4 separate regions of the Homo sapiens genome follow, and regions 1, 2 and 3 are each linked to region 4. A link is a loop called in an ENCODE intact Hi-C map of the cell type or tissue named here. Cell type or tissue: PC-3. All regions are shown on one strand. Region 1 holds the start of MIR2277 (microRNA 2277). Region 2 overlaps ARB2A (ARB2 cotranscriptional regulator A). Region 3 has its middle 12 kb from the start of MIR2277. Region 4 overlaps ARB2A (ARB2 cotranscriptional regulator A).

Region 1 (8,000 bases), 170 kb before region 4:
TTCAAGTGTATTTTATAAAACAACAATTTAATTGATAGGTTGTTCAGATTTCCTTGCTAAGGAGATATTTTAGATATTAAAAACAACTGTCTTAGAAATGTTAGCTTTGTAAAAGGTGCAAGCCAAATAGTGACTCAACTAAAGTTAGGATATTACCTTACAGCAATACTAACAGAAATAAAAAGTAGCCAGAAGGTTTAAAATATTGACGGATGCTGTCTCATCCTTCCTTTTATGTTTTTGCTTTAAAAAATCTCTATGCAATTGGTGAATAAGCAAGAATTCTTCTGAGCAAGAATAATAACACCGCTGTTGTTGGGAAAATTGTTTTTATTTTAAAATGGAAATGGAAATATAATATACAGGAAAAGCTTGTGCTTTCCTTTTTTTTTTTTACTTCGCATAAACAATAATAATGCAATCCAGGTCAAAGCACGAGGCAGAAACTCGAGAAAAGAACAGTTATTAAAGGTACATGGTCTTCTTTTCAAATATCCATGAAAACATTTAACGACGGGATGGCTAGTACCTATAGAAAGCTCCAAAGCAATAATCTGGCCTTTAAGTTTCGACGGGACTATTTTGAATCTTAGATTTATCAGTCACTCCTTTCCCATTCTACTTGTTCTAAGAATTAAGTATATAATTAAAATAAAAAGGCCACATCCTGACTTTAAATCTCCACTCTCCTAAAAACCTGTTTGAGGAAACAAAAATGGGGAAGAAGATCAGAACAAAAATATTGTTAACACTGGCCGTCCTCATGCAGGTGGGCTACTACCAACGCTGGTTGTTACTCCAGGAAAATCGAGGTGAACATTATTACATTTATATCAACAAACCCATAATCAACAGGTTAAAAAATCCTACATTACAAAGAATCTGATCACTTATCAGTTGGTGGTCTGGAATAGTTTGCCTAGCTCCCTCTGGGCTGCTACAGCTCAGATTCACAAGTAGAAATTACATTTACACAACTTAAGTTTGCAAATAGCTCTCCATAAATAGTTAAACCAGGCCTAACCATCCAGTAGTTTTAAAGTATTAGAGGCAATTAAATAGTGATTTATTCTAGCTATAAGTAAAGGTTTAAAAAGAGGAGAGATGATTTCAGAGAAGGAATAGCAGTGATTTGGTTTATAAACAGCATATTTATTGTGCTCTAATTCAGGTGCAGAAGCTTCGCCAATTTAGCATTGCACAAGTGTTGGTTTTTTATAAATGCTATAAAATTGTTTCCTGTCAACATTTTCTTATACTGAAAACACAACACAATTTATAATACCTTGAAAAATATATTCAATTCACATCAATTCTTGAATCTCTCACTGGAAGGAATGTTTGTCCCTCAACTAAGATTCCGGAACACTGCTGAAGATACCATTATTTTACACAGTTCACCACTACTTCTAAAATAGTAATGATTGGATAAAAAGGGTCAATATCACAGACAAATGTGCTTGATGTTGTTGGGGTTTACTCATTTTAAGCCATCTGGTAGCTGAATAAAATGCCATTTTGATTTTTCCTCCTATATAGTTGATTTTGCTTAAGTAACACGAAAATATATGCATACCTGAGCACTGAAAAAACATCTTTAATTTGTCATCATTAAGACTATAGAACCAATGAATGTACTTGTATGTCAAACACAGCAATGAGATATTAACAGCTTTAAAACTTGTTGAAATCGGTTCATAATATAAAAACATTTAAGCACGAAGTGGTTGATTTTAAGTTACTTTTCTGAGGCATTAGACAGTTCGAAGTCATTTTGGGTACATTTTATCATGTCCTCAAATAAGGCAGGCATATTAATTGTTGCACACACTTTAAAAAAGGATGAAAACTATTAAATTTATGTTCTCATCTATTAGAAACAATCTTTACTAGGTAATTAAACTTTTCAAGTAATTAAAATATAATGTGAAATTTTAAGATTTTAATCTAAAAGTCAGCAAAACCTTAACATCTCCTGTATTTCACAGTGTTGGCCACATCTTAGCTGGATTAAAATAATTGTTCAAACTGTAGGGCTAAACCCTACAGAGGAAGCGGAGTGCTAAAAATTATACCATTGGACTGAGAGAAGAAATTCTTTCACACCAAGTCCTTCTCTTCTTGTTAAAGCAGAAAACTAAAAGGATAATTTTAGCCCCACTTAGCCTTTCAGAAGAAAAAGGCTGCAGAGCACAAAGGTTTCGTTTCCTGATGACAATAAAAAAATTCTCTCCCTAGAAGGGCCTAACTCCAGGAAAGCTCAGAATAGATCATTCTGGAAAGGATTAACAACAACCTTTCTCCACAGAGAGATTTAAAAAGCAAAACTTAAGTGTGTTATATCTAAATTACAATGCCACACAGTACACATTATGTGTTTAAAAAGTAAAGTCAATCCCAGTGATAACAGTTGGAAATTCCATTGAAAATGGGACCTTCACACCTACACTTAAAAGAGCTGCCCATCATTGTTTTGGTTTTAACAGTCTCTTCTGAAATCAGAGACTTGTGTAAACTCTCACAATTAGCTGGCAAAAGGATTTTCAGCAGTAATGCGGATTCAGTACTTTATAGATTTTTATGCAGAGTTGTTTTTTTTTCTGGTCCCGAAATGAAAACAGGGAGAGAACAATTTGCATTCCCCAAACTACATGGTACATCATGGCATTCAGGTTCTGAATTTGAAATCGGCTTTGGAGTGTGTGTGGAACTTCCTTAAAAAAAAAAAAAAAGAGGTGGGTAATAAGATGCCCTCAGGGAAAAACCTAGTGAAAATGGAAATCTGAAGTCTGGAATAGAAGTTTGCTCCAGTTGAGAGCGGGGAAAGATGGACATGATTAAGGAGGGGGAAGCAGCAGCGGCTCCGCTACGGCGGGCGCTAGGACCGCGCCGACGCCGCCGGACCCGCAGCGCCCGCGCGGTCTCCTTCAGGGCAATTAGAGCTTCGCCGGCCGAGCCAGGCAGGGCGCTGTCAGCCTTAATGTGAGCGCTGACTGGCAGCGCTCAGCCCGCGCTCAGCCCGCAGGAAGCACGACCAGTGAACCCATATTGCTTTGACAGTTGCACTCATCTAGAAATAATGCAAAACGCTATTTAGATGTATATATCACGACCCTGGGCTCTGGGAAGAAAACAATCTAATGAGGGGCTGGGAGTCCGCTCGACACAAGCAGTGAGGAGGCGTGCGGGTGGGTGCGCCAGGGCGGCCTCCCCCGTCGCGCTCGCTCCTCTTACAGCTCTTCGTGCTTGATGCGGTGGGAGCGGCGCGTCACAGCCGGCTTCAGGGAGCTGGTCTTGGCCTCTGAGGCTTCGGTAAAGAATTTGAAAATAGACGGAAAGCTCTTCCAGGAAGTTAGCTCGTGACGGTCGGTGCCTGCAAAGAACAACACATTCGGTTACCAGGTGGCCACGCGGGGCCAGGCGCGGTGAGGGCGGCGAGGGCCAGGCCGAGCCCCGGCTCCCGACCACCCGGTCCCGCCCCTCCCCGCCCCTCCCGCCTGCGCCCCGCCTCAGCCGCCCGCGCCCCGCCCCTCAGCCAGGACCCCCGCCCCCTCGCGGGCGCGGGCCAGCCGACTCCCAGGGCACAACTAGGGCTGCGGGGTCACTTGCCCCCTGGCTCAGAGGAACTCAGACTTCGCTATCCGCGGCGTCTAGGCGTCTCCGGCCTCAGTCCCCATCCCTCTCCCAACGCGGGGACGCGGCCCGGATCTGTCCCGGGGTCGTCCGAGGCGCGGCTGGCCGCCCGAGGCCTCCGCCTCTCCGGGCCAATGGAAGCGCTGGGCGGGAAGGGCCACTCCCTCTCCCTCCGGGAAACCACCCACTCCCGAGACTCGGCGCGCGCGGGGATTGGTTTCCCCTGCGTGCGGGATCGCACAGCGCCTGTTTCCTTGCTTCCCAAGGGGGTGGTGTGGAGGGGAAGGGGGAATGATTTTTCTTGCGTCTCCCGGAAGCTGTGCTGTTAGACACAATTACCTCAGCTAGGTCACTGAGACCAAATCATACGGGACGCTTAATGAAGGACCGCATTCAAAAGGGATTACGCCTTGAAGTGTCCTGGCGGGCGACATTTTTACAGATTTTAAGGGGCAAATTTAGAACAGCTAAAAAAAAGGTTTCAAAGCCGTGACTACTAAAAGAGCATCTAGGCCTCCCATTTTATCAGGAGGAATTCAACTTAGAAAATGCAGGTTAGTTGTCAATTTATGGGGTTACTTTATTTTACTACGGCTTCTCTCTGTGGTTTCGATGTAATACTAATGTACAGCATGTTTTCAAATCAAATCGACCTTCAGTTTAACACAGGCAGCGGATAACACGGATGCAAGCATAAGAACAGATGAGGAAATACATTTAGCTATTTTTGACTCCCTGTGATGGCTTATGTAGCATTTTACCAGTGGCTTCATAAATGAGCACTTTTTAAAATTAAAAATTAAAATAATTACAGACTTCCACAGAAATAATGAGTGAATAGCTTTTAAACAGTTGAAATCTCTTCCTAGATCACTCAATTATGCAGAGAGATACCGCTTGGAAGTCTCCGGATTCAGGGCCTCAGTCTGATACTTTAACATTGTTAATGATAATTCTTTAGTCTGTAATAGTAGGTCATTGCTATGGTTACTCTACAATGGTGCAACACTTTGCTTTCCCCTTCAGCTATTCGCTGAGACCTGGTAACCACATTTGTTGCCTAGCAACAGTTTTGTGACAGTATCACAATCTAGGAGTTACAACAATAAGGATGCTATGGCTGCTGTCGGCCAGAGAGCAGAAAGCTACAGTCTGTGCCTGACTTAGCTGTGGGAGCTGGCCCTACTAGAGAACCCCTCTCTCTTTATCAGTGCCCTCCCAAGGATTCTCTCTATCCTCCTTTCCTCTGCAGACTGGCCTCATGAACTTGAATTTGAAACTAAGACCCAGTATTAAAGTCATATCCCCCAACTCAGACTAAAAATGAGGTCATTTTATTTGCTTACTCATTTTGGGCAAAATTCATTGTTACTCAATAGGAAGGAGGGATGAGTGTAGGTTTATCTTGTTAAATCCTAAAGTGCTAGGTGGATTTTGACAATTCTTCATAGAATTCTTGGGGGAAAATTATATATATATGCCTGCTTGCATCAATAGGTGTTATAATACATAACATCTAGATATTATTATATTTTTACTGATTTATTCAAATGACAATCTTAAAGGATTCTTTTGAATTTGGAGGCATTTATATTTTCCAAACCTAACTGAGCAGTTCTACATATGCTCAGACATACCTGCTTTAAATGATATTTGCGGGTAGATCTAGGAGGACCAGTTTCTGGATAGGGTTATCAAATGTGTGTCTCTATTCTATAGTGTTTGCAACCCTAGTTTCACTTCAGTAATAACTACACAGTTGCACTTATAATGGTAGGACATTTTAAAATCAATTGTAATTCATTTTGAAAGACCATTCTCAGATGCATACTACGTGGCAACACCCACCCCCAAATACAATAAGCCAAAAAAAAAAAAAAAGGTGTTAATTGTCTCTTTTCGTAACCATTTCCCAAGCTTACAGCCACATTTGGCATTTCCTCCATAGTGATCACACTTACACCTACTAGTGTTACTAAGGCTATGATCAATTTGTAAGCTTTCTCAGGGAATTCCCCTCATAATTCCTCCCACCCCTTGAAACCAATTCAATCTATGAATCTAGAGGGACCTAAGGAGTCAACGGTCTGAAGCAATTTTAACTCCTTTATTTCTTCTTTACGGGTAACAATCCTTCTGAAGGATGAACAGATTTCCCTGGTGATAAAATCACTACAAAAGCTTTTTAGTTTTAGCTTTTGATGACTCTCTGCTTGATTAGTCCTGGACTGAAAAGACCAGAGTCCCTGAGATAACTGAATACTTGTACTGGCTCTCAACATTTACTCTTGTAATTTAAGAGTATAAATAATGAGAATGTGTGCTTCTGTCAGACGAAGGGAAATTGCTAGGAGTAAAGGTAATAAGGTAGGTTAGCAACTGAATTACAGAGAATGGGGTGGAAGGGAGAGAATTCTCCCTAAACTAAGGAATGATAACATGAATATGTAATATAAAAATGTCTTTTCTAAATTTTTGGAAGTAGATTTTAAATGATTTTTAGAATACCATTCAGAAGTTGAATAATTACATGTCTAACTTGGACTGCATATATACATTTCAAGAATATGTTTGGAGACCATTTTCAAAAATTTAGGTCCAAAGTTCAGTGAAAATATTTACAGATGAATATGAAACTCTATCCATGACAATGTTCAGTGAATGGAAACTTTTGAGAGCAGGTTTCTAGTACTTAAAAAATACATCACTTTAGGGGACATTAAGTGGGATGCTTTTTATTACATCAGTACAGAAACACTAGACCATTACATTATTTGTTCATAAAAGGATATAAAAGGTAGAAGTTTAGGTCAATCAAAAAAGCAGCCATTTATTAATAAAATGCAATGATGTAGAAATCACAGGGAAACTAGTTTATTTAGCACTAACCTTGTCATTTGAAGGGGAAAAACATGGTTTTATGGTTAAGGTCTAGTCTTTTCACTACCACCACTTTACCCTTATCAGAAGTCTCTACTTTTCAAACCAATAATTTTCCTAATTTAGAGAGTTTCACAAAATATAAGGAGTAAAATGTTTTTCCACATTAAATATCTGCCAAGTTCTCAAGGAATGATTTTGGTATCATTTAGGAGTGGCAGGCTTGGTCTAACTGGATAATTCACCTTTGGAGTGAATTCAGTTTCCTAGTCTATAACATCAATTCAGTATAAAAGTAAAATGTAAAGGATCACAGCACTTCATTACAAAAAAATACCTTTGCTCAGTTTCAATCAGTGGTTCTTAATGGAGATGATAATGGCCTCTGGAGGCATTTTGGAAATTTGCAGGGATATTTTCGATGGTCAAGATGATTGGAAGGTGTTATTGGTATTTATTGGGAGAAGGACAGGGATAGTGGATATCCTGTAATTTGCAAGGCAGTACAGAATTGTTCTGCATCCCACATGATTTTCAAATGTTCAGCAGCTATTCATGTAGTTGAAAACCTGTTTATAATTATATGGATTAGAATTTAAATATGTTTTACAGATAATCTTAAAATACTTTTTGCATGATTTTAATATATACTGAATTTTCCAGGAATACAACTACCGTGTAAATCGAAAGGGTCATGCATTTTATGTTTTTCAGAGTCTTACCAAGAGTGGTTTACCCTATGAAAAAAATATCATAACTGATGGCACCATGCCCATGGTACTTGAGGTGCCAATAAGCATACCTGTATCAGCCCGCATCTGTAGCTGTCAAATTCATGATGATTCCATGCATAGGACCAAGTATCTGACTACTTTATTATGTCTTCTCATGTAGGTTTGCCTGAGCACTTTAAATATTGAAATCCATATTATTTTATTATGAATTACTTTTATTCCTTCTACATGTTAACTAGAGCATTACAAAGATTAACAATCTCGTAAGTAGGTAGATTATGTTATCTGTAGAATTTATTTCAGGACAGTAAAAGCACGGCATAATATTTGTTATAATAGTAGCTAATCAAAGGTCAGCTTAAATAAAAATGAATAATTATTTCTTACTATATTAGAGATTAATTCTTCCAATAATCTGAACCCTACTCTAGCTATCTCTCTTATCCTTGTACAGAGCAGAAAATACCTATTTTTCATTTTTCTTATGTTTCTTCCACAAATGCCATTTGTCAATGATGTTATTCATTGTGAAGTGACTAAAAGGCAGGGGATCGTCCAATGAAAATACTACCCTGAATATCCTTGACTTATCACTTGTTTTAAAAAATGAACTGTAGCAAATTTTAAAGGAGTGAAAATAGCAAAAGTGGTGAAAAAGATTAGAAACTCTAAGAATCAAGAATGAGACTATAAATCATATGAGAAAGATCAAATTGCTAAAATGTGTCATTTGTTTTCCCAAAAGACTACATA
Region 2 (8,000 bases), 110 kb before region 4:
AGCTCTAAAAATAACAAAGTTTGAAAAGTGGTTTTTGGAAATCACATGATGCACAAAAGTTCATGTAAAAAAAATTAAAGATACAGATACTCAGCATTGAGTGACTCTCTGACTGTCTTAACAGTATACACAGATGAGACCAAGATTCCTATTCTGTCTCCCTCTGTTAAGGGCTGTAAAACTCAAGTGGGCTGACTTCAAGCTTCTCTGAACTTTGTAGGCAGCCAATATAAAAAACGCTGAGAAGGCGTAATCTGATCATAGCCGCTCAGGCAAGTGAGCAGGCGTGCTGCCACATTCTGCTGCCCACAAGCAGGGAAGCACGGCTGGAATCCCCACTAAGATCAAATTACAAAATAATCAAGCTTTGTGGCCAGGCAGGCACGAGAGGCTATTGTGAGGTCATGAGATACATCAGGGACTAGCCTGGACAAAACTGGGCAGTCAAAAATAACATTTTTGTATCCCACTTGCAGCATGGTTCTCTGCAAAAATAAACTGTTAATGATGTTCAGTTTTTTAATTCAGGAAAGGGCAAATGGCTCTCCCTGCGCAAGCTCCCACCAATTGAGCCTTATGCTTAGGGATAAGCAATTAAACCCTACACATCAAAGAAAAACTGAGCTGTCCAAAATGGAATTTAGCCAAGGAGAGACCAAACTGGGCCTTGGTCCCTGTCCTGGGGATCTCAGTGCTACTTCTACCTCTTACCCACTGTGTAGCCGAATGTTTATGTATATCAAAATAACAACAGAACAACTGAGTGGATACTGAGTGAGCATGATCGCAAAGCACATTGAAAATGCTTAAAAGACCCAAATGTGTTTTGAGAGGGTAGCACATCTTGGGTCAAGAGAGCCATTCCTAGAAATAATCCCATTATGCAAAAAAAGCAGCATATTCTTTGGGAAATTCACTGATAAGGGATGGCTCTAATATGGCACCAAATCCCAGACAATACTGTTTGTTATACAGAGAAGTGTTAACTTTTTTATATGGTTCCCAAAGCTGAACCTACTATAGAAATCGCATTTTAGTTCCTGAGAAGCTTCAACATGACTGTCTGTATCGTATCAAATGTAAAAGACAACAAAATTATAGAATTCAGTTATCCTTCCATCAGAAGAGATATATAAAATTCCAAGTGAAGATTTCTTAGGAAAATAGCAGGACACCTAAGGAACTACTGTTTGGTAAACTCTTGCTGGGGCAATCATAATCAAGGTGGGCAGAAGAAATATTTCAAAGACAACAAATAAACAAGCAAAAATCTAAATGTGGCCGAGTGCGGTGGCTCACGCCTGTAATCCCAGCACTCTGGGAGCCCGAGGTGGGTGGATCACTTGAGGTCAGGAGTTTAAGGCCAGTTTGGCCAACATGGTGAAACCCCGTCTTTATTAAAAATACAAAAATTAGCTGGGTGTGGTGGCAGGCGCCTGTAATCCCAGCTACTAGGGAGGCTGAGGCAGGAGAATCGCTTGAACCCAGAAGGCGGAGGTTGCAGTGAGCAGAGAGCGGGCCATTACACTCCAGCCTGGGTAACAGAGCAAGACTTCGTCTAAAAAAAAAAAAAGCAATATAACTGAGGTTTTTTCTAAACAAAAGTAATGAGCATACTAACAAGTTAATGGCAAGCCATTTTGTAAATATTACCAACAGGGACTTCAAAGAAACACTTTGAGATGGTCCCATGTGAACTGAGGATTGTGTGTTGGTTTTCACTTGTTTCCTGATACACAGATGAATTACCATCGGCAATGTTTTTCTTAGACATAAAAACCATATACCTATTTGCACACTACAAATTCAAAGAGTGCTTTTAACGTAAAAAGTGGAATATAAGTGACTATGAAGTTCATAACAATTTCTAAAAAATGAAAATAAAAGCATAAAGTAGTTGCTTTCTTTAGATAGGGAATCTTATAAGAGATATGAAATTCAACATCTACTGTACTTTAAGCCTATATCTTATTGATAATTTAAAATTATAATTAGTGTTCTTGGGACTGAATGCTACATAGAAAACTAAATATGCACATATGTATGAGATGTGAGATGCTGCTGCAGGAGAGAAATACCCTATTTTTAAAGCAAAAAAAAAAAATCTTAGTGAAGTCTATCCTTTCATTTATATGTCTCATGTAAATTACACATAATTTTAAATCTTCAACACGTCGAAAATGTCCAGGTCTCATGGCACTTCTTTATTATCTTCGATTTTTCACTTGGCCATGGCAATGGAGGCTTTCTAGAAATATTTAGGAATTAAAAATGATATACTTCAAATTGAACTAAGAAATGACCACTAGACAAAAATTAATTTTTATTTATATAATCTGGTTAAAAAATATATGATTTTTCTACTCTAAAGGCATTTTCTTATGCAGTAACACCACAAAAATAGCTTAAGTTTAAAATAGTGGATTTCCCATATGGTTAGTCCACAGCAAGATAAAGTTGTAAATGAGGGGACTATGTGAAGAAAACATAAAAAAGCCTTAAGGGCACATGCAAAAAATGTGATATTGCATGATTTACATACACAATTTTATGCCCCAAAATTCAAAGAGAAAAACTTAATATGTCATAACTTAAACTGTATTTCATATAAAGTATTCCTGATTACGTATTTAACTCAAAGATACATAACTCAATTTAGAGCATAATGTGGGAGAGGAGTTAGTAAGAATCTAACCTTTTGCATTTCTTGACTTTTTTGGGCTTGTGGTAATGTTGTATTTATAGAGATTCTACACTTTCAAATTTAAGTCTTGAAATGTCAAAAAAAATCCCAAAGCTGAGATCTCACAGAAGGTGATTTTTAACAGTCCTTAAAAGTAAAGACTTATGATCTTCTGACAACTGGAGCTTTCACATTTTAAGATTTAAAAATTTCAGTCCTAATATTACATAAGCATACACATCGACACACTTTCAAAGATTCCATCATCTTTGATAGGCCTGGAACGAAGAGGAAAATAAGAAAACAAAAAGTTGTGAGGTTCAGGAATACTGTTTAAGTATAAATATAAAGAAGTAAATACTTAAAAACTCTTGTGTATTTAAAGGTGGTCTCTTATAAGAATATATTTCCAATGTAAATCACAACATCTAGTTAATTTTTGATTATTTGTCATAATAAAAAATGGAGATTCCCCCAATATTTTAGAGTTATAACTAGAAGAAACAGAGTCTCAGAGAACTTAAGTGATTTGATCAAGATCATAATTGCTAGTTAGTTTTAGAGTTATGTCTGGAATATACCAAGTATCTTGTCTTCAAGTTTCTCCTCACTCTCATAGCTAAAATTTTCAACATAATTCTTGGAATTCATTTATTTTCAATGTATCCTGCTATCATCCATGTAATTACAGGTATGCCACAAACTGTTTAGTTTTCTCATCACTTTCAAGTCAACAAGTATTTTTCTACCACCTACTATCAGCCAGATTTAGAGATTACAATGATGGTAAGACAAAGGTTAATCTGATTATTGGGTATTTTATGGTCTCATGAGGGAAAGAGGATTGGCAAACAAGTATCATTAAAGGCACTACTTAATTTGACCAGAAAGGTGTCAAAGTCAAAGGTAACATTCGGTTTCTGATTACCAAGATTAAAGACAGGGTCTGGACTAAATGATGTCTCAGTACCTTTCTAATGAAGTTTTGAGTTTTATCTTTCCCTTTCTTCTATTGTTTCTTAGATAGATTTATAAATAAGTAGGTAATTGATAAGACCAAAATTTCCAGTAATTTCAGTGGAACACAGTGATATGTTTATGAATAGGTACACAATGAACAAAGCCTTTTATCTGCAAATAAGTTTGTGAAATTATGGATTTCTCTGGCACAGGCCTTTAATGTGTTAATGTGTAGTGTATCTCCAAGAAGAAGATTTTATATGTAATGTTTCCTTTTTTTTCCAGTCAAGAAAAAAAAATCCCCCAAATAGGTGCTTTTATTACTATTTTGAGCTCTCAGAATTACTATTCCCAGTTGTATAGTTTGGGAAACACGAGCTCCAGACTGTTGTAATATTCTAACTGGTCTTCTGAAACAACGCGTCCTACACATGCACTGGCAAGATAATCCCCCTAAAGAGTTGCTTTCATCAAATTTCCCTGTTCCAAAACCTCCAGTGACTCTATGTGGCCTATAAATTAAACTTAAAACTCTTTAGACTCTCTAGAGATACTGCTTGTAAATTTCTCTGTAACTTTTTCTCTCACAGTTTCCTTAAACTCCAGTCACAATGCTGCTGAGTTTACTGTCGTCTGCCTTAGTTCCCACCCACTACTTTTCTGTGCCTAGAATGCCTTCCCCTCTCCACAAAATTACCAGTTACTTCTCTGATAAAACCCAGTTTGGGCTCTATCTTCTCAACAAATTAGCACAGTATGCAAACTCTAAGCTACCTGAACCACATTTTGTAAAATTGTTATCTTTTTTATTGCTATTTTTCTTTTAAGTATATATTTTCTGCCCCTTGTGGCTACATTGCATAAGTTCACCGAGGCCAGGCACAAGCCTCGCATTCCAGAATTTAGAATATTCTTTTGTACTTAATAGTGTCATTTTAAATGATGACAATGACAAGACTACTGATGACAAAGTAAAAATAAGAAGAAAAGAGAGGAATCTAAACCAGGAGTCCAAATGGTCATTTACAAACCAAATACAGAGTGGTTTACAAAAATATTAACTAATTTTTCCAAATGTCAAATGGTAACTGCTCAGGCAAGAGCTTTCAATTTTGATTTCTGACATATCCTAAATGTAGAATATAAGTGAAATATTTGGTAAATATTGAAATTCCATTATTTAATGTTTTCTTCATTTAAATTCTCTTAAGTGGCTTCAGCTTATTTCACATAAAGAAATAGCTTTAATTCAAAATGAGATTTTTATCCCAATGCAGAAGGTTTAAATTAGGAGGATGATTCAGTAACAAATACTCTAAAATATTACCTGTTATAATTAATAAATTTGGCAAAACATCAAAGTACTAAATAGTTTGTCCCTTAATTTTAGGATACAGTCTAACTTAAAAAAAAAAAAAAAAAACATTTCTCACAAGCCATTTGATCTTGCCCACTGGAAAAAATGTGTGTGGCTTACTAATATTTGTCATTGCAATATTAGTCCTGAAATTTGGATAAAATTTAACTTCAGATAACACAAGGTCTTGGTGACTTCCCACCTTGTAAAAAGTCCCAGTTTTTAGATATAAAATTTCCCTGAATTTCTCTTTTTCTAGTAACTGAAAGAAAGGAACAGCTCTTGAATAAATTTTGATTAGGCAAAAAGTTTTTTTTTTTTTTTTACTTTATTAAAATACTGAGTTTTATTTCACATGTATATTTTTGTCTCCCCACCATTTCCATGTCTGACCACCGCTAGTACTATGTCCTATCATAACATTCCATACATACTTAAAACCAAGCAAAGGGTGGAGTTGATCTTTAAAAACTAAACAGGCATTTTGGACAACACATTCTTGGCAATAGAACCTGGACAACATTTATCAAACACGGTAGAGAAAGTTCTCACTCTGCATTATAAAAAGGACAGCCAGATATCAACTGTTAACAGAAATGAAATAAGACGGAAAATTTTTAACAAATTGTTTAAACTATTTTCTTAAAGAGACTTCCTCCACTGCCAGAGATCTTGAATAGCCTCTTGGTTAGTCATCCGGAAGCAATTCTTCACATAATTGATGAATTTGGCTTCCACTTTGGGAAGAGAACCACCTTTTTCTATACTTGCTTGCATTTTTGCTTTAATGTCTTCTACAGAACTAGGTCCTTTTGGTGTTTTAGGAGTTTTTTCCTGTTTTTTGAAGGATTCTTGTCCTTTTGATCTTGGTGTTGATGGTTTTGAGTCTTTTCCATTCTGATTTGACTTTTGTGCATTTTTGGCTGGAGTATCTCGTATAGATTTCTTCACTGGCGCTTTTTCTTCAGCTTCCTCATCATCAAAATCATCATCATCATCATCTTCATCATCATCCTCTTCATCATCATCGTCATCATCTTCATCAGCAGCAAGTTTTACTTTTTTCTGTGGAACCTTGCTACCACCTCCAGGGGCAGACCGCTTTCCAGATATACTTCAGAGTTTCACATCCTCCTCCTCTTCATCTTCTGACTCTGCATCTTCCTCCACAGCTACTAAGTGCTGTCCACTAATATGCACTGGCCCTGAACCACACTTCAACCTTAAGACCACTGGTGGTGTTATTTCAAAGCCCCCAAGGGAAACTGTTGGCTGTACAGACATTTTCAAAGTTGCCAGTGTTACTTTAATTGGACTGCCTTCGTAATTCATGGCCTCTGCTTCAACAATGTGCAGTTCATCCTTTGCACCAGCCCTAAACTGGCCGTTCTTAAGGATAACTGGCGCTCATTTTCATCATTATCCACCTTAAAGTGATCATCTTTGTCGGCCTTTAGTTCACAACCGAAAAGATAGTTCTGGGGCCTCAGGGGGCTCATGTCCATGTCCATCGAATCTTCCATCGGGTGGCGGCACGCACTTAGGTAGGAGAGAAGGCGGACGGAGATAAAACAACGCTGCTGCAGAGAACAGCCGCGCAGGACGGAATCACACCAGGCAAAAAGTTTTTTTTTTAAAGATATATATTTTGAACCAGAGATGAAAATGAATTCTTTTTAAGATGTAAAAATAACATTACCCTTTCTGAATATACAGTATGTATTTTTAAAGAAACTGTATTATATTTCAATAGTTTAGTAATTCTTGTCAATGTTATTAATTACTTTAATTATGTCTAGTACTTGCATTAATACGTGCATACTTTCTCCCTTTTTACAAAACCTCTATTAGAGGCTCTGGAAGGTGTAAGCCATGATAGCAATGACCGTGTCAAACTCTTTTTCTCTGTAACTCAGGGCCTAGGACTGTGCCTGGCACATAGCAGACACTTGATACATATTTGTTAAATAAATGGGTAGCTGGAACATATGCTCCATGAGGAAAATGAATGTATTTGCATGTTGTTAGTTAGGAATCTGGCCCTGGGAGTCAGAATTGCAGTGTTTGAGTCAGGCTGCATTATTTCCTAGCTGTGAGAGCTCTCTAAATCTATTCCCTCACTTGCAAAGTGGAATGATATTAGAATCTGACTCATATTGTTACGTGAGGATTAATCGACATAAATACCTGACACATGGGTAGCACTCAATACAGGCTAGCTGTTATTATCATTATCAACATCATCACTATCTTCTTCATTTTTCTTGTTTACTACTTATCTCCTGTTTTAAGCACATAACATATGCTCAATAAAAATTTGTTAAATAGAGAAATGAATCAATGAAGTGTAGCTTACCTGTATACACAAATATGTTTTGCTACCCTCAGTATACATTTTGTCAGGATTCAGACAAATAGTAAAAAATTTTAAAGCACAACTTAAAGTTAGTGTGATTGAGTTTTATTTATTTGAATCTGTTTTTAAGAGATCCAGTCACACAGTCCCTTGGAGAATAGAGTTCTTTTTATTTCCTTTTTGAATTTCTGGTATATGTAACACAGATGTTTGCATCATTTGTACTAAAAAACATCCTAGTTAGCAACCAAGTCACATAGGTAAAAATTAAAACAAATGACCACAGACTAAAGAGGGGGTAAACAGTGCCACTCTCATGATATTTAACTACTTTATCTTAACAAACCAGTTTGTAGCATTTATATTTGTTACAATATTGCTGTACGTTGAAGTGTTATAGTGAGGATCATTGCTTTTACACCTTCTAATTTAAAACTTCAGTTGAAATTGTGCAAGTAGCAACTAAAGAGTTATATTTCTGTAAAGTGCCTCATTGTGAGCAGACAACAGAAATAAGTCTCAGGTCATATGGCTCTGAGGTATTTAATTCATCAATGACTTACATCCTTTTAGATCTCATGTTTGTAATATTTCTCATCAGAAATGTCCTATATTAAAGAGTACTGATATGTTTTCTAATTTAT
Region 3 (8,000 bases), 180 kb before region 4:
GAGAAGCCGCACCTCTCATCTCTCCGGCTCTTACTTGAAAAAGCACTTGGAAGAAACTGTGTGTGCGCTGGGAGGGCCGCGGGGTGGGCCGGGGCCGGCTGCGAGGCTGAGGGGGGCCGGCTGGTGGGTGGATGGGGAGGAGGTTGAAGAAACAGCCCCTTTCTGAGTGACAGGACCCCTTTTCAAAGGGCAAACAGAAAAAAAAAAGAAGAAGAAGAAGAAGAAGCTCCTAATATGAATAGGAGAATTTTCAATGTTTCGCAGTTACTCCACCTCCCCCCTTTTAAAGAGGGATATTTTTTCCTTTCCTTTTTTCCTATTTTTCTTTCTTTCCTTTCTGTCCTTACCCTCCCTTCCTTTCCTTCCTTCCCTCCCTCCCTCCCTCCCTCCGTTCCTTCCTTCCTTCCTTCTTTCCTTCCTTCCTTCCCTTTTCTTTCTTTCTCTCATTAGATTGGAATTGCGTGCACAAACGTGTTTTTATGTGTTTTCAGGAGAAAGAATGATTCATTAACTTTAAAAAATCTTCATGGGTTTGTCAGAATTATTGAAACATGTTATGGTGTTTTCGAGGACCCACTGACCAGAGTGGAAAGGCAACAGACGAGTCACGCTTTCAGACAGGGGGTTTTAAAGATGCTGGGTTTGTAGGGGCGAAAAAAGGGAATATCTTACGAAGTTCTCCCTCATTCCAATAACAAAACCTGTCACATCTTCACTTCTTACTAGAAAAGATAGTGTCCTCATTTCCTCATGTGAACAGCTCTAAAGTGATTACTGAATGTCTCTGTGAGAAATCAGGATGGGAGAGGAAAGCTCATCACATTCAGAGATTTTTTTTTAAGCCTGCCTTCATGTAATTTAACCTTAGAAACACTTTTATTATCCTCATTCTCAACCCCAGCTTTTTTTTTTTTAATTGGAGGGCCATGCCATATAGAGGAGAAAACCTTCTTTTAAAAAAGATTTAAACCCACAGTACCACTTGTTTGTTGTTGTTGTTGTTATCATGATTATGATGGTTATTATGTCGTCCCCTCCTTTTTGCACTTGATCTGATGAGAGAACTTTTTTTAAGAGTGTGAAATGAAGGACACAAAGACATATATCAATGAAAAGAAGAAAGTGGCCCTTTTAATGAGAACTAAAGAAAACCCAAATGTAGATGAAGTGTACCGTAAAAGCTGCTTCAAAGTCCATCTTAATTCCCTTGGGCTCAGTCATCACGAACGCGTGATAATTGGGAGTTCTGCACGGAGGTAAGGCCGCCATAGGGTGGGGAGTCCCGCAGATGCACCTCCCTGCCCTGTAATCCCAAATACATTTCAACCAAGAACTTGGAGATATTACAGAACCCAGATTTGGCTACTCCACCTTCAAACGCTACCTGCCCATTAAAGACATTTTGTTTTCTTCCAGAGCAACTGTGCTCACTAGGGGAGCATCATCCTCTGTCCCACCCCACCTCACCCCCCAGCAGGCTGATATAGGCTGGACAATATTGTAAGGTTTTGATCATTATTTTGTGATCAACTCTGTTTAATTTTCTATTTATTTTCGGACCTGAGCCTTTCTGGATCACAAAAGTCCCCACAAGTAACACAGCAATAAATCTGAACAAAAATAAGACAGATTTCCTTATCGATGTGTAATAAAGTTAAAGGACATTGTTTTGTCAGACAAGCGCTAAGTAGAAAATAAATCTCAGGGTCTGGGGAAACAAAACGGAGCGCTGCTGGCATGTGTGTAAATTTACTTTTAAAAGCAATAAATCAATGTTAAATTAAACAGCTGGGTACCCTGTCTAGGAGAAGGTTCCGTGTTTAAGAAGACCTTGATGGGAGAAATGTACTATTTAACAAGACACACACACACACACACACACACACACACACACACAAAGTTAAATTTTTATTGGCATCCGGAGGCAAGACTGCCCTGGGAACTTTTCTTCTGAACTTCAGAGAGGGAGAGGGAAATAAGAGAGAGCATGAATTGTGTCTACTGTCCATCCTCAGATCTTTACACATATTTTCAGGCATAAGGAGAAAAGGAGGTTTTGTAGAAATGTATTAGATGTGTTCTAAATTGTGGGTTAAACTATGAAGTCTCTCTTTATTGGCTTAGGTTTGTTGGGTGGGTTGTGATTTTTCTGAGATTTTTTTTTCCTGTAAGTTCTATGACCTGTGAGTGTGTTAAGCATACTCTTATCTCATGCTTCCTTTATTCTTAATGTGGTTGTTTTGCACAGCAAATAGCACAGTAGAAAAATCAAGAGGACTGTTATTTCATATCTATTGTGCTTGTGTTCATTAAGTAGCAAACCTGAGATTGGAGTAGCATTTGATATTCAACAGGAATATTTTAATATTTCATTTTCTAATTTTTTTGTTTTTGTTTTTGTTGTTATTTTACAAAACTTCACTTCACTGGGAAAAAAATTGTGTGTGGGACATGGAGATGAGGAGAGAACAATAGAAAAGCCTAGCTCTGGCTCTGTATTCTAAGAACAATGTGAATCAATGAGCTACTATAGAGGCAATATTCAATAGCAGGAAATTAAGAGTAGTTTAAGACTAGCATGTATATACACTGGATTATTTTCCAGCCTTAAAATGAAATTCCAGAAAGACTCTTTAGAAAGCACACATATTATTGAGATGAACTCTCTCAGTCTTTTGAATTCAGATGGACTGGTTTAAAAGAAAAATATGCGGTACCTGCCTCTACAGAAACCAGCAGATTATTCTTTACTTTCTTCACATTGAAATCCCAGAAGCTTTATTTTGTAGTTACATTGTTAGCCCAGTTCCAAAGAATATTCATATAATTAGGTAACATTATTCAAACTTTAAAATTATTTTTAAAAAGTGTTTCAACCCCACCCCCACCCCCTTCAAGCTACACACTAACAGGGTAGTTTTCTAGCTTTCTAGCTACCTTTGACTTTTCTTCAGCCAAAGAAAATATCAAAGACCCAGTTGCCTGGAGAAGAATAAAGTTACAGCATTTATATTTAGGAGGCAGCATTCCATTTCCATGACCATCAGTGGCTTGTTAAGTAAATATGTGTCTTATGCCACTCGGAGAGAGCTCAGATCGCCTGTCAGGAGGCGTCTGGGCAGCCTTGTAAACTCAGAGTGACTTCTCATATCGTGCTATGTTTTCCCAGCGATGCGCTTTCCTCTGCGCTGAAGCCCTGGGAATCATTTCAGCCCAAGGTGAGCCTTTCAGGCACTGCTCTTTGTCCCCATTTGGATAAGAAGGTGCAAAACTAGTTAGACACTAGGCTGATTTTGGGGAGGTGGTAGGAGGGGATGGAGAAGCGGCCTGTTCTAATTAAAGACAATAAGCAATCCTGCGAGGAGCTGTCCTTTAGCCTTGGCTGGAGGCAGAAACGGTCTGTCTCACCTCAGTTGTTAGGTTTATTTGAGCTGGTCGGTGAGGCGAAGAGCAGAAACTTGCAGGTAGCTCTGGGCTCAGGTGAGACTGGGTGGATGGTTAAATCACAGCAAGTGATCTCGAAGTCCCCCTTTACCTCCCCATCCCCTGTCCTTCTGTGCTCTGTGCTTGACTCAGGCATACTTTGATTCTAACTTTGCTTGCTAGATGGCGCTCGGTGTCTCAGGACTTTCTGTTTCAGAATTAAAGCGGCTTTTTAGCACCGTTGTTCTGAACTATTTGTGGGCATTTGATCAGTACAGTGCTGGTAATGTTATTATTGCCCTTGTTTTCGTCACACTTTTTCTCTTTTTGATTAAGGTATCGTCCAGGTGGGAGCTGCCCATCTTAATCCATATAATAATGAAATTCAGGGAAACTCTGCACCTAAATTTAGGGCACATGTGTGGTTCAATTACCTGTTCTGGTGCACTTAAAAAGGCACCTTAGTAACTTTCCTCCAAGAATGTGATTGAGGTTTTCAAGAGGACAACTCAGCAGGTCCAGATGGTGATTTACAATCGTCGAGGTTTCCCACTAGAGTCCACCACCCTCTCCCACCACTACTCCCCATTCTCACTCGAAGATGAATCAGGCTGATGTGGGGAACTTATTACTTTCATTTGTCATTATGAGATAGCATTAATTGATTGAAAAAGTATTATGATTTCTTTATAGCCCAAGTACTAAAAATTTATGTCTACAAAGAGATATATTTTAATATTAGTAATGAAAGTCACTACACAGCTTGTTTCACAAGAAGAATGATTTGTGGATTCTAATGTATATTTATTTCAATCACTAAATGATTCTTCTCAGATATTCAAAACACTTTTGGAGGGATTCCTTTGTGTTGAAGCACGAAGAGAGAAAATCAGTAGTTCTAAATTTCTGGTGGAAAAAATTAAGATAAGCCAAAAAGACCTGAATATTGTTTTGTCGAATGAAGATGTCATTTTCACAGCACCCACTGCTCTCATACCATTGTCTGTTTTTTAAAGAAAGGATTGCTGGTGAGGAAGGCAACGGTTGCAAATTAAAAATATCTCTTTATAACTTTAAACACTTTGACATGGGAGAGTTTAACTTGTTACTTGCTTTTAGGATTTGGAAACTAATTTGTATAGAAATGTTCTACCTTTGGGGGAAATTAACAACACACAGAGCTCGGTGGTTTGGAAACCTTTTGTCAAACCTTGGCTGCTTTGGTGAAGAACCCCGCAAAGACTCTCTCTAGGTGTTAGGCTGAAACTAGCAGGCGCTGAAAACCTAAAGCAGAAAATTTACAACTTGATCAGCCCCAGCCACACACCAAAAAACCTGCTACTGGTGCAAACATATGTTACAGATTAAGTTAAGCAAATGGCTCTCATTTTTTCAGGGTTGAAAGTTGATCATGAAAATTCAAATTTGAGTGCATTGTGCTTCTAATAGATCACTAGATCCTCAGATGCTTACAAATCCTCCCCAACCATTTACTCAAGAAATTTCATATATTTTATCACCTTCTTGAGATCCTAGCTTAGAATCTCATGCAAATTGACTCTAGTCGGGTATTATTTTCCAGGAACACATGTAGTTTTAAAAGTTGGCTAAGTTGAAAACTGGCTGTATTCTTCCTTCTAATGTTAAACTGCTAAATAGCTGAAGTGTAACTCAGTTGTTCTAATGCTTTCTCTGTTTCCTCGTATACCTACTAACTTTTAAAAGCAGAAATTAAACTGCAGAATTTATTTTAAAGTTTCATTTGCTGGAGAAGTAAGTGATTTTTTTCACAGCATGAGGCAAAATAAAGGAGTGTTACCAAAGCCTTTAATTATGTCAGGAAAGACTGAAATCATGGTATTTCTTTTAATGGGGATAACTATCTTTTGCAACCTCTCTGTGGTCATCCAGCCACCTCCCAATTAAATTATTTGAAGACCAGCGTGGCTACTAAAATGCCTGGTAAAGAAGTTTAGAATTAACTCCCCACTCTCCAAGGTAACTCCCTTGCAAGTTGCAGAGGATGGAGCCAGGCATCCGACACCTGGGGTCCCTTCTTCCGTAATCGCGGGAGTTTGAAATCATCCCCCTTTACCTCTCCACATTCGAATGATCATCCTGCAGATTTTAACCGATATTGTCATGTTGAAGTTTGGTGGTTATTGTTTACATCTCTCCTTTCCCCAAGGGGTCTTGGTAAACGTTTAAGAGATTATTGATTTCCAAGAAACCAAATAAAGAAGGCTGTTCTTTTATAACATATGAAATACACACTTTTCTTTAACTAAATAGGCAGTGTATACTTGACATTGACAAATGGGCAAGAGACAAGGAAACTTATTTTAAAAGACTTTGAAGGGGAAAAAAATGGATACAACAGCAGCAATCCTATGGAATAGTAGGGTTTTAATTGAAACAAACGCTGGATAATAAGGAAAAAAATAGTAATCTATGCTGTAAAATGGTTTAGAGTTTTCACCGAACACACACAGATGGCGAACAAACATCACTGAAGATGCTCCTCTCAGGGGGACCTGATCAGTATCCTCAATGTTCTGATTTATTATAAAGAAAATGAGTTTCCCATGCTTCTTTTCTTCACAGTTTTCTCTGGCAAAAGTGGTTCTGAAATTTCTACTCAGGTCTGGGAGTTTCTGACGTACTTACAATAATCCAGAAAAGTCATTCTGAAACTGGATTAGGAGCATACTTTTTTAAAAAAAGTAAGAAATTCTTGATTAATGAAATGCAGATCTTAACTACCCCTTTCCTCCAAGTCATAAAGGAAATCCCTTGTGAAAGAAAGCGATTCCCAAAACCCAGACTGAGAGAGTAAACCTTAGGCACCCAGAAGTTCAATAAGCGCTGTCCCTTCCACCCCAAATCTCCACAACTCCCCTAGCCCCGACAGAGGAAAACCTCACGTCCTTCTCTGCACCTGATTCCCTTTGCTTGCTCCTGAACTCCGGAAGGCTAGAACGAATTTATCCAAAGATGGAAGAAAGCTCAGCACCTGGAAGCTCCCCCAAAGGGTACTGGCCAAAGATATGCAAACATTATGTAGATATTTCAGTTGCGGGTTTAGATAGTGGGAGATGGATCCTAGTCTAGAATATTCGAGTCTTCAAGTCACTATTATTCAACAGGTCTTCGCTATGCTGCACACTTCAGATGCCAAACTGCATTAGCTAACGTGAGTTGTCCCCCGTTTTCGTAGGAGGGTCGTGTTGCTAGTTTAGTTTCCGGCATGGCCGAGTTTCTCTAGTAGCATGGATTTACCTTAGTATTTGGGCAAAATGACTCTTGAGATGGAAAAAATGACCAAACTACGGGAAAAAAATAATCTTTGAGGAGAATTCAGCAGTGACTTTGCAGACTAAGAAAAGACAAAAAGTTTGTGCAAGCAGTGCTATGAGAAAGCAGTGTGTTGATGATGGCTGTTTCGAGAAAACAAACTAAATTGTTAACCCGTGAAGGAGTTAATAAAATATTTGTATGTCTTATGGGACATAAAAATAAAGTGTTTTGAAGCTAAACTTTTGCTTTAGTTTACTGAAAATTTTCCTTGCAATACTATGGCAAATAGATAATAATTTATCCTGAAATGTATTGTAGTTCATGTTACTATACAGAAGCAGTTTTCAAATAAATTTATTGAGGGCATTTTATAGGCAAGAAACCCATTAACTTAAGATATTAGTGTTCTCTCCCTTTTCACTTATTCCTGACTCTTTCTAGCAAAGTTTGGATCAAGTTGGTTTGAAATTATTTTAGTACAATTGATATTTAATAGAAATTTGGTTTTGACCGTTTCACCTACTCTAAACCTAGTATTTTCGTCCCCAACAACGGTTCAAAAGAGTGGGTGACCAGAATGGGGTCCTGGTGGGAGGGAAGAGATTTCACTCAAAACCCAGCAAGTGAGAAGAGTTTCAATACAGCAAGGTGCAATTTGAAATTTACAAAAAACTAATCTTGTCTTAGGAGTGGCAACTTAAGTGTTGCTAGGGAGACCACGCAATGAAAAAGATACCACAGGGAAGTGATCTTCCTTTATTGTACTTTGCTTAACGCGACGGCAAAAAGAAGAGAGCCAAACAGGGAGAGGTGCCGAAAAGCACAGCTTGGACTTAAGGTCTGCAAGCAGGAGAAGAGGTGATGGGTATTGAGCCAGACGCGTCCCCTTTTTGGTGCTGTCAAGTAAGTTGCCGTCAGGCTCTTTAGCGCGCGGCGGGCCGGGCGCCCGCAGCGGAGCCGCCTCTCTCCGGGAGGTAATTAACCAGTGCCTGGGCGCACCCGAGCCAGTCCGACAGCTCCAGCCACTGGCAGAGCCGTGGGACCAAGGGCCGGACGGGTATGGACTTAGATCTTCTGGAATGCAGATCTCTCCAGACAGATTCAGAGCCCGGGAAGAATGTGCTCCCAGTACAGACCTCTTAAAGTGCAGTCATGTACAGCTTCTGCCAGCTATGGGTGGTGGTGAAAAGTTGGCCACAGAAAAGTCGGGGGTAAGGGGAAAGGGGAGGGAAGATCCCTGCCATAGAAATGACAAGAGTGGCGCTGCTTTCAGCTTAGAC
Region 4 (8,000 bases):
TCTGCCAGATAAAGAAATTAAAAGCTAAAATTTCTACATCAAAAGAAATGAAAAAAGGTTTTAATCTACTACACTAGTGGCCCTAATTTGGTGTAATAAATGTAAGAAAGCTATAAAAATTGCAGTTAAAATATCATAAATACTAACCTTGCATTTCATAATAATGTTCTTTTTTTTGCTTCAAATGTCTTTTCTCCCTCTAAATTCTTTTATTGAAAAAAAGAACAATTTCTTTATCATTTGCTGTTAATTTCTATGAATTGTCTATCAAAAATATAATAGTGCACTTCAAAAAAGAGAATTCTGAATGGCGATGAAAGCTCATACAGAGAAAGAACACTGCACACCATGCTTATGATACCAAAGGATGCCTGTTGGCGTTCTGAATTTAAAATGTCTCTCTCTTAATTTTTTTTAAGCCCAGCATATGTACATGCTGTCTCAATGAATACTACCTAATGGGAACCCAACTCACTGTTAATGCTGCCTCAGCAACATTTCTGCACCTCAAGTCTTTGTGCCCTGTGTTTTCTGCTTATATAATATAAAAATCTTAAAATCAATATTGGTTACCAACATCATAATATTGCTGCAAAAATTTATCCTGCAATACCAATAATACTTTTAAAAGCATAAAATAATACTCTAATTTAATACTTCACATGAATTATTAACTAGTATGCTACCTTCTTCTAGATTTTATTTTACAAATAGATTATCATTGGATCACATTGGCACTAGCATATAAAAGTTTAAACCAACATTAGATGATAAAACCCCAAATTCCACAATATTGAATCCAACTGGCTTATGAAGAAATTATACGTCCTTATTCTCATTTTCTAAATGGTAACACTTTTAGAGATCTAGACCAATTGTTGCTGAAGTACAAAATAAGAACATGCCTTTCTGGTATTCTAAGGATATGTTTGCGTTTTAAAATATTTGACTCGGATTTTGTTGTGGTTGTTGTTAACATATGCAGATGTATTTAAGACAGCATCTGAAGACACTAAATCTTGAGAGCCATTTGTGAAATGAGATACAATAAAGTAATGAATTGGTGAGGAGTTAGTGTTAAAGTAGAAAACCTGGGGATTAAAATTCTACAAGATGGAAAAATACAGAGTTGTTAGAGGGACTACTAGAGGAAAATATCTGTAGTCTGTCTTTCTGGCTGACGTTTCATACAGTGGAAGTGATAACACGCAATTTATCATCACATCACACTGTCACATTATAATCCAATATGATACTCTCTTACACTGTTATAGCATTTTACACTTTAAAAATCACTTTCATATTTTATTATTACAGGTGAGGAATGGCCAAATTCCAGAAGATCTTACTGAAGAGCGGTTTACAAATTAACCCAGTAGCAAAGAATTTCCAATATTTGACTGTTTAGGATTAGTAGAATTGTGAATAAGTGAATATGTTAACAGTCTAACTTTTTGGACTATTTACCTCTGTTCCATCCTTGCTGCAGCCTAATTTAGTAGTCCTGGAACTACTTGCAACTGCCATTTCTGTCCAGACCCTCTGCTTCTTGCATTTATTAGTCTGGGTCACAGTCCCCCCTTACTTCTTCCACTGTGAATGAGTACTGATGAAAAATACTGGAGACAGGCAATGGTGCAGGGAGACAGAATCAGGTTTGCTTAAGAGACAGACCTTAGATGAAATATAGCCAAAGCAAGGAATGAGTAGAAGCACAGCTGGGCAGGAAAAAACCTTCTATAATATGGTCTATAACAGAAGACCATAATAGTCTGGAAAACCCTCTCTGAAAGGGAGGAAAGCCATATCATCAAAGTCCTTCTATATAACAATCTAAGGTGGACATGGCAGTATTTAATTAGGATCCATTGATATTAAACAACTTGAAATTCCTTGTAAAATGCTTTCTACATGGGCATATGAATATTTTTTTGAGGAGAAGATCTTTAACTTTGAGATTCTCAAAGGAATCTTAGTCTGTAAAAAAGATAAGACCATGTGATCTAAATGTCTCCATATATTCTTGAATTATGAAATATCCAGTAAGAGATCCCTTTGAATAATTACACTTAAGGTCAACATCCATACCATTTTTGTTATAATATCTTCAGTGTGGTATCAAGTGTTGGATAGAAGTGATGACAAATTTTGATACCTCGGACATCAACATCCTAAAGTTCCATGGCTTAATAGGATATACATTGTAAAGTTACAATTAAAATATTGCTTTTGTCTGTGTATAATATTTATTTTAATCTGAATAGCAGTTTCCAAATTTCAAAATAAAATACAAATTAATTCTCATTTTACTCTCAAATAATATGGAAATGTAGGCAAAACTTGTTTATTTTCCCTATTTGTGGATAAGTAAACTGAGACAGTTTAAGAAACCAGTTAAAGGCCACCCAGACACAAAGTGATAAAACTGTGACTTGACCTTGGATATATGTCATGTTCTTTCATCTGTATTACACGAGGTCTACTTCTCAGTAATACATAACACTCTTACATAAATAAACTCATTTGATTAATTCCCTTTTCATATATACAGCATTTCATTCACTTGGACATTTTTTTAAATGGTAAAAAGATCCAGATCAGTAAGGAATGTTGAAATTCTAAAATTCATGCCAAGATAGAAATCAGCCAGGAGGAGAAACTGACAATAGCACTTTAAAATTATTACAGTTCTAAAATAAATAATGTCTAGGGTAAGAGGGAAAATTAGATATTCCTATAAATCATATTGATGATTTCAGCATTAACAAAAAAATGTGGCCCTGTTACCTGATAGTTTTGTTTCCTTAATTCTACCCATTTATCCACTCATAGTGTTTTCACTTGAGCTTAAACATAATTAATCTGTTCTTTCCTTCACTATGTGGCATGCTCCTAGTCTGGCAAAAGTTTAAGCTACTAAATATCAAGTACAGTACTTTGAACAGATTAAAAGCATATGCCATCTGTATGCAAGTTCATATTACTATTAACATTGTTGATGGGGCTGAAATTGAGGGGGGGAAATCCTGTTTATCATTATTTTTTCTTGCAGAGTAAGAGTTAAAAAATTAACTAACAGTGACAAGACGGATGAGTTCGTCTGAGTATAATAGGAGTATTCATTCGGTGAGATGAAGACCAGAGGACCAAAGGGAGGTGCGGGAGGGCCGGAGGCAGCAAGGCTACCTCTGCTCCCTTCCGTGTGCAGTGCAGGCCTTCCACAGGGCTGCTACCATTTCCCTCCAGAAATCCTGCAGACCTTTTCTGTCCACCTAATTTACCGCACCATGCTTTCTCTAAGGTCCTCAAATGATGTACCTGCCTACTGTCTTCACAGATACCTGGCCAAATTCAAATGCTTCATGTCATCCTAAGCATTCTTCAATTTCCTTTTTGTGCTTAAAAACTGTTTTAGCATTTCTCTGGATTTCATTTCTTCCAGAACTCCACCATAAATGACTTTCCGCAAAGGAAAACACAAAGATTCCTTTACTTCTGCCAAATTGAATTATGATTTAATTTAACTTATACTGAATTAAGGTAGAGAGATGCCTTAATTTACTTTGAAGGCAGGGAGATGTTGATGTTATAGGGATGCTCTGCCATGAAGTCTTTGGCATATCTCTAATCCAGGGCCTTGGGTTATGGGAATTGTAAATCCAACTCAATTCAATCTCCCAACCTAAAGGAGAAAGAAACTCTAAATTGGGATGGCTTCACCCTAACCTAAAAGAAGCTGATGCATAATTTCATTTTCCTGTATTTGTAGCCTGGCAGCCATGACACTCAGAATAATTACTTCTTATATTTTAAAGTCCAAGGGAATTCCTAAAAGAGCCAGTGTGGGTTGGGGTAGGGATGTATATATGTGCGTGCAGACCCATAGCTATGTTTGGATATATCACATGTTTCAAATGTGTTTTTGAAAAAATATTTTAAAGTCTTCTATCAGCAAAAGCCATTACTTTCTTTTTAAATTATGACATGTGTTACACATATGTACTGTGAGGGTTACAGCATGTGAATTACTTGTACAGGAAATAATATTCTGAAAAGAAAATCAGATAACACATATTTGCATCAGATTAGGATCTGACACTACTGTACGTTTATAAATCCAAGGATCATTACTACCGTATGAGCATGAATGAATCATCACTCCGGTTAATAGCAGAGTTGAGGTTTGAGATGCCTTTAAAAAAAATACATGTATATAAATAGATTAGCTCCCTCTAGAGCTCCTTTAGTTAAAATTTCAGATTAAGTTGTTTCAAAGGCTTGAAAAGTATAAAATGCTGGTACCTTTTCATAATTTCATTAAGCAGATCATAATTGCATTCAGTGCTTCTACTTCAGTGCAGTTTTTATGTGGTTTAATAAACTAAAATATTTTATCACAAACCTCTCCTATCACTTTACACTTCTGCCTGCATATTCTCCATTTCATGGTACTCTGTCCTGTGCTATCCAAGCCCACCTGGTTACAAGTGTGCCCTGTAGATGACTTATCAGTCAACTCTGGGTTTGGCAGTCTTTTCTGTTAAGGTCAGAGACTACTTTGTATTATTTTTCCTGAAGATTCTTTTGGACAAGTCTATCCCAACAGAATGCTACTAAGAGAACAAATACCATCTTTGGTGTAACACTAAAACCTTGATTCTGTTATCTTAGGCACTAGCACCTCTAGTGATTATAATGAAATACACACACTTCAGTAGATAAAATGTGAAGACCAAACTGCCCAGCAGGAAATTCAGATGAGTATGACATTCAACTCTCCTGTTACCTGCAGTTCACACCTCTAATCTGCATTCACAATTTCTATTTTGAAAGTAGAAGCTTCGGAAGTTAAGTGCAATAGTTAAATTCAAGGACGGTGGAGTCAGATTCCCTGGGTTCAAGTCCATGCTCTGCCACTTCTAGTAATGATACTTTGAGTAAATTATTTTTCTGTACTTCAGCTTTATCAGGTGAATGTCATGGGAGATGACAAATCCCCGTAAGTCATAGGATTATTTTGAGTACTAAATGAACAAACTGAAAAGCAACTAGCAGAGGACATGGCACACAGTACATAATTATAATAGGTCATCCCACAAAAATATGCCATGTAAACTACTCCGAATCTTTAAAAAGTGCATTATCCTCACTCATACAGAGGAAGCTAATAGAAGTTTAGTTTATAAATGCACTTAATGACAAATATTACTTTAAAAAAGGCACAGGCCTGCAAAGAAAACATGTACGAAGGGCTGCTTTTTCCTTTGATTACATGGTGCAAGACTTCTATAACTGCATGACTAAGAAGTACTAAGATCTGATGATTGTGTGTATTTAAAATCCTGTCATCAGCACACTAGACCAGTCATACCACTATGCACTTGACAATGAAAACAGAATTGGTGAAGCAATACTGTGGTAGTTCTACTTTCCTCCCACCAGTGAACCCTTTCAGAATGGCTTGAGCTGGCAACAAAGCACGAAGCCATGGCTCAGCAGTGCCACGCTGGGGGAAAGAGTCCCTTTACCACCTTGTTTTCTACATAGAGGTAGTGTAACTGACTGTATTTAAAAAAAAAGATAATCACAGAGATACAGAGTATGTCCAGAGGAAGGCAGTATAGTGTTATAGTTAAAAGTATGCATAGGCTTTAGAATTAGACGTGCTTAGATTTTTATTTTTGGTTAATCTTTGTAAGAACACCCAAATGAGAATAATACCAGTAGTCTCTTCATAGGGCTGCTGAAGCATAAAGGAGAAAAGGCATGTAAGAAATCAATAATGTCAGCTATTATTATTACCTTGACATTCATCTCTAATTTCTAAAATGTAACCTTCCTTTTAGATGTGGTATCTATGTGCTCTTCAGTGACATCAAAATTCATACTGATAGGATACCAGTTTTGAAGTATCATACAGCTTCTACTCCCATCTCCACCCCTACTTCCCTGATTTTGTAAAGTGATTTGGTTTCGATTAAATATTGTAAAGGAAATAATCAAGTACAAATAAGATGACTATAGATTCCAGTTTGCCCAGAACAGTCTTGGCTTATGACTATTAAACTGGCATAATTAATAATAGAGTCTCCTTTCCCTGTTACAGTGCTCTGGCTTGAATGGGAAATAATTTGATCATCGTATATATAACACGATGTTGAATGCTACCCTGGCAAACAGGTAAGGCTTATAAAGTTTCCTTCTGTTCAATGCTTAGCAATTTCAGCATATACCCCAAACGTATAAACTGTCTAAAAATAACTATGTAGGAAAACACACAAGAGGTATTTCAAAAGGTTTCTAAGTTCAAAATTTAAGAGCAAGCCTTAGCACTGTGCTGAGCCCCTCACAGATGGACAAGCAGTCTCACACCCTGGTTAGGTAAACATGGCCAGCTGGATCTCCACTGTAGCAACAGGATAAGACAACATTCTCTTTTCCTGTGCTTTGAAGCCCTAGCTTCAATTCTTGCAATCTTTGTTTAATTTCAGGAAGGAAAAGGCTCTCCATAGGCAAGAACACCAAGGGATAGGGTATGTAAACTGAAACTTCTTGGGTCACATGCGTTTATGAAGACAAGTCTCCAGCCACCAGTTAGGGAAAGGCAAGTTATGATTTATTATTGCAGGCGGCCAGAAGAGAGCAGTAATAACTTCCTTTTCCTTTCCTGCCTAGACCATGCTGCCACGTGCAAGCTCCCTCAACAACAAAAAAAGCATGTGTAAGATAGGTTTAAAAGAAAAAGAAAAGGAAAAAAAAAAGCAAACATTAAGTGATTGACAATCTGGGAGTTGAGAAAGAAGACACATGCTCTACAAAATACGTGATGTGGTTGGGGGTGGGGAGGGGAAGGCGACTGTTTGAAAAACTTGCTTTACCAATCAAGAAAACAGCTAGTATCTATTATATAAGAGACAAGTTAATTGTAAGGAAAAAGTAAAAGGGGTCACTTGCATAATAAGAAAATAGTATAAGTGATCATCATGTTGACTTGTTTGATTAAAACATTTTATTATGTAATATGACTGACCAGAGTAGGCAAGATATTATAAAACACAGATTTGAAAATTACAATGAATATATGTGAAGTAGATACAGTATAAAAGTGTAAGTTAGGACTAAACATTGTCAAACCAAAAAACTAAGGCAGGCTCAGCGAAGAAGACATTGAAATGGTGACACAGTCTTAGATAGAAAAGTGAGAAAATTTACCAAAACTTTATGAAAAAAATTCTAGGTAATAGATTATAACTATAAAGCAGAGGAAGGCATGATTTCTGACCTCTGGGTAGAACTCATATTTTAGGAAAGAAGGCAGGTTAAGATACATTCCCTTTGTAGGGACATGGATGAAATTGGAAATCATCATTCTCAGTGAACTATCGCAAGAACAAAAAACCAAACACCAAAACCAAAAAACCAAACACGCATGTTCTCACTCATAGATGGGAATTGAACAATGAGAAAACATGGACACAGGAAGGGGAACATCACACTCTGGGGACTGTTGTGGGGTGGGGGGAGGGGGAGGGATAGCATTAGGAGATATACCTAATGCTAAATGACAAGTTAATGGGTGCAGCACACCAGCATGGCACATGTATACATATGTAACTAACCTGCACATTGTGCACCTGTACCCTAAAACTTAAAGTATAATAATAATAAAAAAATAAAAAAAAGATACATTCCACAGAGACCCTTCATATTCTGAGTATTTATATATAGATTATCTCATTAGATAGAACAATTCCTTTTTAAGTACACAGGTTGGTAGCTGAGGGATTATGTACCAGTTTTATGGATGAGGAAACTGATGCCTAGAGAGTAAGTGACCCACGCATACCACATTCACATAATTAGTGGTGGCATAGCTAGATTTTTTTATTTTTATTTTTAAGAGACAGGGTCTTGCTCTGTCACCCAAGCTGAAGTGCAGTGGTAGGATCACAGCTTACTGTAACTTTAAACTCCTGGGCTCAAGTGAACCTCTCGCCTCA

Evidence for each region. A loop is a pair of places that touch in the nucleus more often than their neighbours do. Peaks named below come from ENCODE experiments on the same cell type or tissue, not always from the same donor. Only the 100,000 strongest peaks of a DNase experiment are listed, where the experiment ranks them.
Region 1: a loop joins it to region 4, with 4 times the contacts of the local background. A loop is called at or near these places in 10 of 110 quality-filtered maps.
Region 2: it touches region 4 in a loop (2.4-fold over the local background); 2 of 110 quality-filtered maps call a loop at or near these places.
Region 3: it touches region 4 in a loop (3-fold over the local background); 21 of 110 quality-filtered maps call a loop at or near these places.

Annotation. Positions count from the first base shown.
Region 1 is chr5:93,617,757-93,625,756 of GRCh38, forward strand. It overlaps ARB2A (ARB2 cotranscriptional regulator A), which reads right to left. Exons shown (of 11, transcript NM_032042.6): 11 at 1-3,373. The coding sequence ends at 3,231. It overlaps MIR2277 (microRNA 2277), which reads right to left and starts at 3,032; the gene lies at 2,940-3,032. LOC124901028 (a long non-coding RNA gene) reads left to right here and starts at 3,926. Exons shown (of 3, transcript XR_007058874.1): 1 at 3,926-4,187. RefSeq lists an enhancer at 378-1,186 and a silencer at 3,541-3,590. In PC-3, a CTCF peak has its summit at 3,011; no DNase peak of the experiment used is centred here; H3K4me3 peaks cover 2,031 bases; H3K27ac peaks cover 343 bases.
Region 2 is chr5:93,677,195-93,685,194 of GRCh38, forward strand. The region is part of intron 10 of ARB2A (ARB2 cotranscriptional regulator A); the gene reads right to left. It also overlaps the pseudogene NPM1P27. Among named protein-coding and RNA genes, the nearest start is that of POU5F2, 60 kb to the right of the region's middle. In PC-3, CTCF peaks have their summits at 4,492 and 4,696; a DNase peak (open chromatin) is centred at 337.
Region 3 is chr5:93,604,392-93,612,391 of GRCh38, forward strand. No RefSeq gene overlaps it. Among named protein-coding and RNA genes, the nearest start is that of MIR2277, 12 kb to the right of the region's middle. RefSeq lists a silencer at 3,432-3,726. In PC-3, a CTCF peak has its summit at 3,607; DNase peaks (open chromatin) are centred at 3,090 and 3,610; H3K4me3 peaks cover 2,267 bases; H3K27ac peaks cover 1,090 bases; H3K27me3 peaks cover 2,380 bases.
Region 4 is chr5:93,785,191-93,793,190 of GRCh38, forward strand. The region is part of intron 8 of ARB2A (ARB2 cotranscriptional regulator A); the gene reads right to left. Among named protein-coding and RNA genes, the nearest start is that of POU5F2, 48 kb to the left of the region's middle. In PC-3, CTCF peaks have their summits at 4,288, 4,501 and 5,572; DNase peaks (open chromatin) are centred at 4,151 and 5,381; H3K27ac peaks cover 1,031 bases.